2 separate regions of the Homo sapiens genome follow, and region 1 is linked to region 2. The links are chromatin contacts, found by Hi-C or POLR2A ChIA-PET in ENCODE. All regions are on one chromosome and are shown on one strand. Each heading gives the region's core, a stretch centred on a gene start or an enhancer-like site at or near the end of the contact. The rest is flanking DNA. Distances are from core to core; before and after follow the strand shown.

Region 1 (5,663 bases), core at 2,471-4,970, 230 kb after region 2:
CAAAACAGGTAAAAATTCCTGCCCTCAATAGAAAAATAGGTCATTAACAAAATATGAGTAAAATATAGTGTGTGTGAGATGTGAAAACGTTATAAAGAAACATAAACAGGGAGGGAGGATGGAGAGTGAGGTGGGAGGCTGGGGTTGTGGTTTAAACGGAGCAGGGTGGTTAGGGAGGCCTCACTGAGAATGTGATGTCTGCACAGAGACCTGAGGAGGCCAGGGATTGAGCCATCACATTTACATCTCCTAACAGTCTCTCGGGAGACAGTCTTTATCTTCATTTCACACATAAGGAGACTCTAAGGACTTAAATAAATTGCCCAAGTCCCCTCGTTCTTGGAATGGCAGGGCGGGGAGTCTTAGTTTGTAGGGTTGTTTGAAATCAGCTGTCATGGGGTTAAAATGCAGATCGCTGAACCTGCTGTGGTTACCCTAAATCTATGCAGTTAGAGAACTATTGTTATTTCCAGAGATAGGAAGCAGGCCGGGAGAGTCTGGGTGTTAGGTGGGCAGGGCCAAAAGCAGGAAATACTTACGTGAAGAAAAGGCAAGCCATTGTCAAACTGGAAATGAAACGTGAATGGGGAAAATTGGCATGGTTGGAAAAGAGGAGCTAATTTGATGGACCAGTTACTATATGTTAAATTGGTGAATTAATGAACAAACAAACACGTAAAATATTTTAATCCTCACAGTTCTATGAGATAGGTGCCCTTTATCAGGTACTTTTAGTACAGATCAGGAAACTGAGGCACGGAAAAGTTAAGTGTCTTGTGCAAGGTTTTGCAGCTAGTGAATGACAGAGTCAGAATTCAAAGCCAGGTAGGCTGGCACCAGAGCCTCCATCCACAACCACTGCACTACCTTGCCTCTGTAGACCATCTTTGTATGCAGTATCTAATGGGTGCTTACTATTCTCCAGGAGTCATTCTGTTTCCCACGTTTGTGTTTTAAGTTGCTTACGCCTTGTGACCACTGGATTACAGATGAGAAATCTTTACAGAGAGCTCACGTGGTTTGTCTGAGGTAGCATTGTGGTCATGGTTCAGATGCAGGCAGGCTGGCCCCAGAGCCTGACCTGTCACCACTGCAGGATCCTGCCCCTCATGATGAAAGAGGATTCTGATTTGGGCAGAACATACATGCAAAAGGTAGCAGAGAGAGAAAATAGGAAAAGCCCGTAATGGGAGGATAGAGTATCCAAAGCACGCACTTTTAACAAATCTGAAGGAATGGAATCTTTTAGGAAATGTTATCAGATGAGAATCAATACAAGTCCCCCATCTGCCAGATGCCTTCTTTTGGCATGAGAGTGAACTATATCAGGGCTAAGTGCCCATAAGAGCAGACATTCTTTATATAATTATGTGTAGGATTAGTCAAATAGTGGTGAGGATAATTCCTGATGCGAGCAGAGTACTCTGCACTTCTCAGGGAGGTCTCAGATCTGTTGCCTTATTTGACCTTCACAGTCATCAAGGGATGTTGCAGAAGGAAGTCTACATAGTGTCATGGCCGAAGTTGCCAGCAAGTACCAGAATGCACACCTATCCCATCATTCTCTTGCAGGTCTTGGATGGAAATTAAGCAAATTGGCCCTTCCCCAGGTTTAAGCAAGAGAATCTGGCAAACAAAAATATACATTATTCTTCATGCAGTCCAGATTTGCCTCAATATAAGAAATTTTCAGCATATGTAGAATTACAAGTGTATATAATGTGCAAAGAAATTAACTTTCTTTTCATAAGAATAGCTTTTATTTGTGTTTACTGTAAAACAAGGACCATCCTAAATACTTTATTGCTTCATCTCGTTTAATCCTCACATAAGTATTTTGTACATAGAAAGACCAAGGATTACACAGTCTAACAATGGCCCCAAAGCCAAAGCCATGCAGCTAGGAAGCAGGAGAGCAGGGATTCAAATGGAGCCCCTCTATCTAAGGATGGAAGGAGAAATGGAAAATAGGTGCATTTTAGAGTCAAGAAAGTGCGAAACACTGTGTCTCTCCGGTACCACCTGGCCAATGAGCCCTTGTGGCACCCATTCCTTACCGTTTGGAGAGGGGGTATTGTCTGCCCCCATGGCAGTACAATTCTGACTTTTTATAATGAGTGAATTAAAAAAAAATCTCTTCCTTAATATACTTGGCTTTATCTGAAGCATATTCTGTGAGGTGAAATCGTGTGTGAGTGGCAGTGGTATAGGCATATAAGACCGTCTGTATCTTAAACAGTATACTAAGTGTCATGTAGCATGTGTGTCACTACCTTTTGGTCACAATAATCGTCATTCTGAGAAGCTGCCAAGGACAGGACAGGGACTTGGAAAGCTCCAAGCACATTCTTTTTCTCCCATTCCTTTTCACTGCCTTTTCCCCGTGTTCTCTGAAGGGCATTTGACCTGCGTGTTAACATTCCAGTTCCATTTGACCTCCTGCTTGGTGACAGGTGGTCCAGATGCTTTTGTTACTTGATATGGGACTTAACAGACTGCCAACCAGTGGTCTTAGCCTCATGGTTTTCATCATTTTTAAATGGAAAAACAGGAGTGGGTTTCAGGTGTGCCTAGGCTCCAGTGGAAATCAAACCTTTCTCAAAACACTACCTGAATGACCCTCAAGCTAGATGACTTTCACCCCATTAGATGCTGCCTGCCTTTGGTCTTGAATTTCGATTTTCTTAGTTACCGGGTGAACCAACTTGCAATCTAAACTTCATTCGTTCTAGCCTGCATCCCTGCAGAGATGATGTTTCAGAACAGAATCATTTTGTCCAAAAGACCCCCATGCATGAAAGGAGCAAGTTTCCTTTTATTAAGAATCTTTTCTGTGAAAGCTGTATTTCTGCCAAGCCTCAGTATTCACTTCTGTTTCCTTTCCTACCTGTAAACCGCGTGCCCTCTTAGGAGCTGGGGCAGGCAACAGTAGAGATCAGGCGGATGAACAGCTGTGAAACTATAGATATTCTTTATGTATAGGCAGACAAAAGTGTGTCTGGAGGTAACCCCCACCCCCATTCCAAGAAGGAGTTAGGTTTGACAATCCAGTCTCTTAACATCATAATCCCTGGTCAGATGAATCTAACTTTGGCAGGTTATACATATTAGCATCTATAAGCAATACCTGGCCTGGGAAACATACTAGGAACAATGGCATGACTAATATATTGCTTCTTGACTTCACATGGAAACTCAAGCCCAGCATTGTCACTGACCTGGTGGGCAAACTTCTGACAGTAATTATCATTGGAAAATCTTGCAAAACTAATTTAAGAAACACAATTATTTAATTATAGCACTTTGATAGCGTTCTCCTCTTTCCTCTCTCTCCCTCCATTCCTCCTTCCATCTTCCCCACTCCTTTATGACATCTGAAGTCCACTAATTACTGAGCTCAATTTTCAGGCTGTGTCTTAGGTTTGACAGAAATGCTAAAGTTGAAATTAGACTTGCAGTCTCCCCTCTTTTCGGCATTTGACTATCTGTTGTCTTTTCTTAGTCTTGATTCTCTGTTGTGAGTTTTGACTTGGTTTTTTTCTAAGACAGAATAATTTCTGTCAGGTTCTGGGAACTCCCCTCCCACCCGATGAAGAAGTTTTGGGGAGGAGTTATGAGCCCTGTGTTGAACTGTGCACTAGGTACAAATCTGCAGTGCCTTCTATTAAAATGTAAAATGATCCGTTGAGTCATCCTCCCTCTGGTTTGACTCAGATGCTTTATGGCGCACTTTGCATGTCATTTCTCTGTAATGATTTCCCCATGGAGAAGGGTGTCTGATAGAATCCAGGCAGACTGAAGATTGCTCTGAGTCAAATGGATCTGTTATTCTTTTAGTATTAACCCTTATCTCTCAGTTTCCCATCCTCGTATTTTCCCTGAAGGAACTTTAATGAAGTAAATAGGTTCCACCACCCTCATTTAGCCTCCTAATCACTGTTCACAATTTCTTCTCACATTAGCAGCGTGAAGCTCTAGGGTAATATTTCTCTGGCTACAAGGGGAGGGAAGGGGACACTGGGAGAGAATATTTCACACAGATGCCCTGATAAAGAGAAATGCAGAAAAGAAATGACTTTTCTCTGTCCTCTAACTCCTAATAGGCATGAAGCACATGCTAATAGGAAGCAGAGATTAATGTATGAGAAGTGAATATAAATGGAGAACATAGACACAAAGAAGTAATACCAGAGACAAACTGGAAGTGACAATATAGAAAAGAAGGCTTGCCAAGAGTAGAAAATGACCTATCCCAGAAGAATAGATGGAGGCTTTGGCTTTACTCTTAACTGGGGGGTTACACAAAAGAAGCAAAAGCAAGCATCAACATATAAAAAAGACCAGTGCGATGATCACAAAGCTGCATATCCAAATCTGCCCATGGCTAAATTGCACATTTTCTCCCTGGTCCACACACCCACTGCCCCACCACCACCAACCACCACTAACAGTAATCATGCCCCTTGGATGGCCTGACATGGGCTCCCTTTCACCCGCTGATTTCATCTCCTTTTTGAGATGACAGTTTATGCACCATGCTATTGTTAAATCCCAGTTGTAGCCTTCTCTCTGGCCCGCTAAACGGGGTAGTCTCATCTGACATCGCTGGGTGGAGACAAGAGGAGAGGATGGACACCCCGCTTAATTCCAGAGCCACATACCTAAGACGGCTTTTGAGGGAGACGCTGACCTGCACACCAGAGCACTGTTTTGGCCATGGAAAGAGAATGCCGAACTATTGCTCAGTACTGATGGGCACTGTGTTCCATTAATGTGTGAAAGTTGACCTTTGATTCATCCTTTGGGTTGACTCTGTTTATAAGGGGGAAAGTTCACACTGTTATTGGATGGGTCTTCCCCTCTTCTTCATCTCTCTCAAAAGTTATGTGATGGCATTTTTCCCTTCCAGCCAGTTGTGTTCTTTTGAGCATCTCTAGCTTCCTTAAAAAGTCTTCTCAGGAACCACAGTTAGAAAAGCTCATGTTTCAGGATTTTCCTAAAGTTCCTATACTTTCATAGAACCATAGAAACTAGAACTAAAAAGTCACCTAGTTTATTTCCTCCTTGCATAGATAAGGAAATAGAAGTGCATGAAGTGATTTGGTTTTAACAAGAGAGAAGACAAAACACGAGATCTCTGAAAAAAGTTTTACTGCAAAGCAAAGGCCTGGGCTCAGATTTCTTACCATCTCCCAAAAGGCCTCATCCCTGTATTTGGCCCATTTTTGTAGATTATTACTGAAAACGTACAACTTGGAATTGGTTAGATTTGATTGCCTTTAAGGACCTTCCTGACCATAAGTTGTAGGATTTAAGGTGTGGGTGTGTTTTTTTTCATTTGAAGCCCAAAGCGCACCCTAGGACCTTTGTGATTAAGTCACAGAACCTAAAGGAGGTGCTCAATACTTGAGTTGTTAACATTCTCCTACAGTCTTTAATTTGGGGGAGCTGGGATATATATATATATAGTAGATGTAGAAAAGTGCATAAAACAAATGTATAACTTAAAGTGGGAATATGTTTACCTGTCACTCATGTCAAGAAATAGAGCATGCAACAGCACCCCTGAAACCCCACGGTGTCCCTTTCTGGTGAACACTGCCTCGCTCTAAATGGAGCCTCTATTCTGAGTCTTTTCTTTATAGTTTTGCCACCTTTGTATA
Region 2 (5,473 bases), core at 1,930-4,429:
AATTGACAAGAGACCTCTTTATACAGCTAGAATATATCAAGTTGTTACTTTTCTACAAATCTCCTTATAGATTGGGTTTTGCTGGTACTGTTTTTATGGTTGTAGTTGTTTATTGTAGGATAAAAGTCCAAGAGGAAATGTCTCTTAAATATAAAATGTATATTCTAAATATAATATATAGATACTATGTATAAGCTATTTTTCTGCTCTAGGTCCTTTTTATTTTCTTAAAGCCAAACATATTGTGTGTGATTCAAACAGGTAGAGAGCAATTAATTTAAAAGTGGCCTAAAACCCACCTTCCTCTACTACCTTTGAGGGGCATTATACCATTATATGATCCAGGATTTATATAGCAGATTATTTTATCACTACTCCCTTAGAGCAACCAATCAATCAGCTTCATTTTATTAGGATGCTTTAATATACCCATTTTAAAAATGTTTATTTAATATTTTTAAGTAATTTTTGAAAAGATCTAGGAAGATTCACATACTCATTTTTTCATGAACAAATTATGCTGTATACTTAATTGAGTCTGTCTGTAGGGATCATTTATTTCTATTCATCAACTCTTTACCAAGCTTCATACTAGATATTGAGATGATAGTCTATTGATTTTGTTTCTCTCTCTCATGTTTTTCTAGTATGTCTTATCTTTTGGGGTTTATTTCTGGCCCTGGAGATCATTCTTTTATGTCAGTTCTCAGCTAGTTGTGATTTGTTGCTAAATTACCTGCATTCAAGTTTTTATAAATGAATGTAGATATTTTGAAAACTATTTCTTTTAGGATACTAAACAGTAAGACAAAGATACACTGCACAATTGTGTACAAAAGGTCTTTTGGAATATGACTTCTTTGTTAAAAGCAATTTGTGCCATGATAGTTTAAAAAAAATAGTTCGGCAATGATGTTTTCATTTATGACTATGTACATACTGCATTTGAGCAGAGAGAAGTTTTTTATTATGACTAAGGCCTCTGTGTAACCAACTTCAGGTCAAATATGAAATATATGGTGTAACAAGTGCTGTGTTTTCTCTTTAAAATACACTTGGATTCTTCCACGAGGTATATTAAAAATGCTTTGACATCATTATTTCATCTTGAGTTACCCTTTCATTCACTAGCTTGGTTGGAGAAAATTAACTCTTCAATACATGATACAGAAAATCTGTTGATGCAGCCTCCCTCCAGTTCTTAGTATTTAATTTCATGAGGGACATAGCACTTTTCCCCATGTAATTACAGATTGGTAGAGTTGAGCAAGACCTTAAACATCCTGAAGTTTAACACCCATCAAATGCAGATACCTCTTCTAAGGTATCCTAATTTCTATATCGAAAATAATTCTAATTATCAGTTTACTTGGCAAATCTGCCATAATAAAGTCTTTTTCAAAGTTATCTATGCCCAGTTCCCCTCAATATTTCTCATAATATTAGTTCCACAGTCATTCTGATCTCACTCCTTTTTGCTTTCTCCAGTTTATCAGAAAGTTCCTTAAAAGGTAGTGGACAAATTATAGAAGTACCTCCCTTTTTTTTTTGAGGCAAGATTTCACTCCTGTCATCCAGGTTGGAGTACAATGGCGCAATCTTGGCTCACTGCACCCTTCACCTCCCAGGCTCAAGCAATTCTCCTGCCTCAGCCTCCCAAGTAGCTGGGTCTACAGTTGCATACCACCATGCCTAGCTAATTTGTGTATGTCTTGTAGAGACGAGTTTTGCCATGTTACCCAAGCTGGTCTTGAACTCCTTACCTCAAGTGGTCCGCCTGCTTTGGCCTCCCAAAGTGCTGGGATTATAGGCGTGAGCCACTGCACCTGGCCCTAAAGCTACTCTTTCTGAGCAGTTTGAGAGGGACTGTGGCTTATCTGGCCTTGAGAACAGTGTCTTTATTAATGCAGCCTAAGAGTACATTTTTGCAAACCCATCACACTGCCTGTATTGAATCAAGAGGCTGCTGGACCTCCATGTACTGACCATACAGGACCTCACATTTGAGCCTAGTAAACTTGACTATATTCATTTTGGTCTATTTTTAACCTTGTGAGAACTTTTGTAATCCTGTTTCTGGCATCCCTGGTGTTGTGTTTTTGTACCAATACAGCTTCTGGATCATTGTCTCAATCATTGATAAAAATGGGCAAATACAGACTTTCTGTCCAGAGTGATAATCATATCCATTACTTTTGCTTTAGATAAGAGTGTTGCTGTTGATCATCTTTGCCTGGGAAGTTGAATGATAAAGCCAGAAGAAAGCATGCTTTCTGATCATTGTAAGTTTTACTTTTAAGGAAAGAGACTAAAAAAATTTAGCAGGAAATTTAAATTTTATTAATATCATCTCATATACTTTAGAAGATCTAAAACTGTTAAAAGAAACAAAATGGTTTACACTGGAGCCTGGTTATAACCTTTCTTTGGTAGCCCATAGCTGTGGGGCCCATAGCTTTGGGGCCCAAAGCTCTCTTTGATTTGAGTCAGAGACCTTCCCATGTGCCCAGGAATTTTGATTATGGCAGGTGATATTATCAAGTCTTCATCAGATTTGGCTGGAGGGAAAAGCTGTCTGTCACCAAGTTGTGTGAATCTTTGTATTGCTAAAAAGGATACCCGGGCAGTCTTAAAACTGGTGCCTTATGTTATTTGAACTTTAAAATATTGTGATGTTCATGTTTGCTCAGGCTGGCTACTCCAGTTTTGTTACAACATAGTGCTGCTCAGACCATGGTTGAAAGTTTGATGCTAAAAAGCACAGTGTATTTGAGCATAGTCAATTCTAAAAAAAATTTTGTTTTCTTTCTTCCTTCCTTCTCCTTTCCTTTCTTCTTTCTGTCTTGAAATCTGTGGATTGAACTTTCCCACCCCTGGAAAAACAACTCAGAAAGTATATCATGTGTCATCACTATCATCTTCCTTTTATCAGTGCAGGTTTATAGAAAGTGTTCTCATATCATCCTGAATCATTTCTACAAACTATAAAACAAAATTAACTTTCCATTACAATCCTAACAATTGTAATAAATGCTCCTATTAGAAGCTTTTACTTCCATCCTGTGAAGTATATCATGCTGAGGGGAAAGTTGCATCTTCATTAGTCACCCATGACTTACTCCAGGTGTTACCCTCTAAGTTAGAAAGAGAGAGGGCAAAATACCCTGGTGACACATACGTTTTTTAAGGGAAAAAATTCTGAAAGCAAAAGGGTTCTCTCTTTTTTTAATATGACTAGCAAAAGAGTGTTGATTAAGATGTGTCAAGCAGGTGCTGGGTATGTGCTAAACTAATGGTTTTCAGAGTACTGAGTGGCTATTTTTAAATGTTTCTATATCATTCTCAGTTAAGCTGCTGGATGAAAAGTACAAAAGGCTAAAAATATTTACAGTTTCAGTAATGTCTGTTTTAAAAGAAACCATCCGCGTCTATGGCCACACCACCCTGAACGTGCCTGATCTTGTCTAAAAGAAACCATCCTGTGTGATTTTTCTTTATTTCCATTTGAAGGAAAAGAATATTATGGCTTACAGAGAAGTGGTTGAAAGCAGTTTGTTCAACACTGAGGTTTTTAGGAAAAAATGGCCATCAAAAGGACAGTAAGTTGGGTTACAAATCATCAGGATTAAAAAAAAAAAGTTGATTATTATTCCTTGTACTATATTATTATTACTATTTTTGTATTATTAACTGTAGTTCCAACTGAAAATAGTATTATCTTTGAAACTTTTTGTATGGAGTTAGGAGACAAGTTGCTGGTATCAGATTACTTGGGCCTATATCTCAGCTCTATCCCTTGGATATGTGATCCTGGATAAATTGTTTAACCTCTTTGTGCCTCAGTGTACCCATCTGTAAAACAGAATAATAATAGTGCCTTCCTGCTAAGGTTGTTGTGATTAAATGAGATGATGCTCTGCCTAACATGGTAAGTACTCAGTAAATGTTTGTTATGCTTATTTTTTTCATTTAAAAAAATTTTTGGTTAAATGAACACATTTATTCTCTTAACCATTTTTGAGTATATAACTCAGTAATATTAGCTATATTTACATTGTAGTGTAACAAATCTTTAGAATTTTTCATCTGGCAAAACTGAAATGTTTATTATGTTTTAAAAGCTCATTTTTCTTCAGAGTCAGTTACACAGCTGTGTGGACGTAACACAGGAATGCAAGCACCATTGGGGCAGGGAGTTTAGACTCTTCTGTTCACTGCTGTATCACAAGTGCCACAATCAGCATCTGGCCCATAACAGGGCTCAATCAATATCTGTCGAATGAATGAATGAATGAATGAATGAACAGTGAGGCTTCATTTGACAAACTACATGTGTGTTTGAAAATTATTTCTTAAATGGTAAATCCATTTTTATGAGTGATTTTAAGTATACATGGAAAGTTGACTCCTTTCGGAGGGTGAAGTGATTTCTAAAACAACTGTTTTGTAATTATTTAGCAGTTCTGGCTTTGGTAGGTCAACTTTTCTTAAACTGGAAAAAAAAATAGTATTCTTAGTGTAGATTGCAAAAGGAAAGAGGATATGTTAGATGATTTGCCCAAAATTTAAACAGGATTCGCTTTTTAAATTCAAGCCTTTTTGCTTTCATTCAGATCTGGTCACCAGACTTACTTTTTCCTTAAGGCATATATGAATCATCTTGTTCTTTCATTCAGAAATCAAAAGTTCAGGCCTAGATCAGTATTTACCAAAACTGGTGGAACACTACCTTTCCACTGAGAGTGCATTACCTTTTTTTGAGTCTTTGAAAAGAATGTCAGCTGAACATGGTCTGGAAGTGGCCAAAACTCTGTGGGTGGGGAGAAAGGAAGAAATAACCTATCTCCCATTTAAAAACCTACCACCTATTAAATAAACGGCAGTCTTGTTCTGTGGAGTATTCATTTGGGTTATCTATTCTGATGAACAAATACAAATTCTTGGTAGGGTTTTCTTGCTTCTGGATAAAATGCTTAGTGTTGCTTTTTGTTGTTCAATCTTAGGTTTTGTTTCATTTTGTTTTTCAGGGTCTCACTCTGTCAACCAGGCTAGAGTGCAGTAGCGCAATCATGGTTCGTGGCAGCCTCAGCAGCTCCCTGGGCTCAGGTGATTCCCCCACGTCAGCCTCTCGAGTAGTTGAGACTATAGGCACGCACCACCACACCCTGCTAATTTTTGTGTTTGTAGTAGAGATGGGAGTCTCACCATGTTGCTCAGGCTGGTCTCGAACTCCTGGACTCGAGTGATTTGCCCACTTTGGCCTCCCAAAGTGCTGGCATTACAGGCATGAGCCACTGCGCCTGGCCTGTTTTTATGATATGTATTGAAATGCTCCAATAGCATTTTATTTTTATTTAAACATTGCTGTTAGGTAGTTGGCACAAAATGTGTCTTATGCCAAAGTTTACTTCCTTCTACCAAGGAAAGGGGACTCTGTCTCCTGGACTTTGCAGTTATGGGAGGAAGATGACAG

The links. A loop is a pair of places that touch in the nucleus more often than their neighbours do. ChIA-PET counts read pairs that join two places held with the same protein, here RNA polymerase II (POLR2A). Pooled maps may share reads with other maps.
Region 1: a loop to region 2 is called in a pooled map, with 8 times the contacts of the local background. The contact joins two enhancer-like sites. A Hi-C loop is called at or near these places in 7 of 50 pooled maps. POLR2A ChIA-PET finds 5 or more read pairs at or near these places in 2 of 52 experiments (AG04450 and activated CD4-positive, alpha-beta T cell).

What each region holds. Positions count from the first base shown.
Region 1 is chr6:90,023,947-90,029,609 of GRCh38, reverse strand. The region is part of intron 5 of BACH2 (BACH transcriptional regulator 2); the gene reads left to right. Among named protein-coding and RNA genes, the nearest start is that of GJA10, 130 kb to the right of the region's middle. Within about 2 kb of position 3,720, at least 2 of the 41 ENCODE cell types and tissues checked have a DNase peak (open chromatin) inside an H3K27ac peak, as active enhancers do.
Region 2 is chr6:90,249,322-90,254,794 of GRCh38, reverse strand. BACH2 (BACH transcriptional regulator 2) reads left to right here. Exons shown (of 9, transcript NM_021813.4): 3 at 2,205-2,282. Among named protein-coding and RNA genes, the nearest start is that of BACH2, 45 kb to the left of the region's middle. RefSeq lists an enhancer at 3,111-3,200. Within about 2 kb of position 3,179, at least 3 of the 41 ENCODE cell types and tissues checked have a DNase peak (open chromatin) inside an H3K27ac peak, as active enhancers do.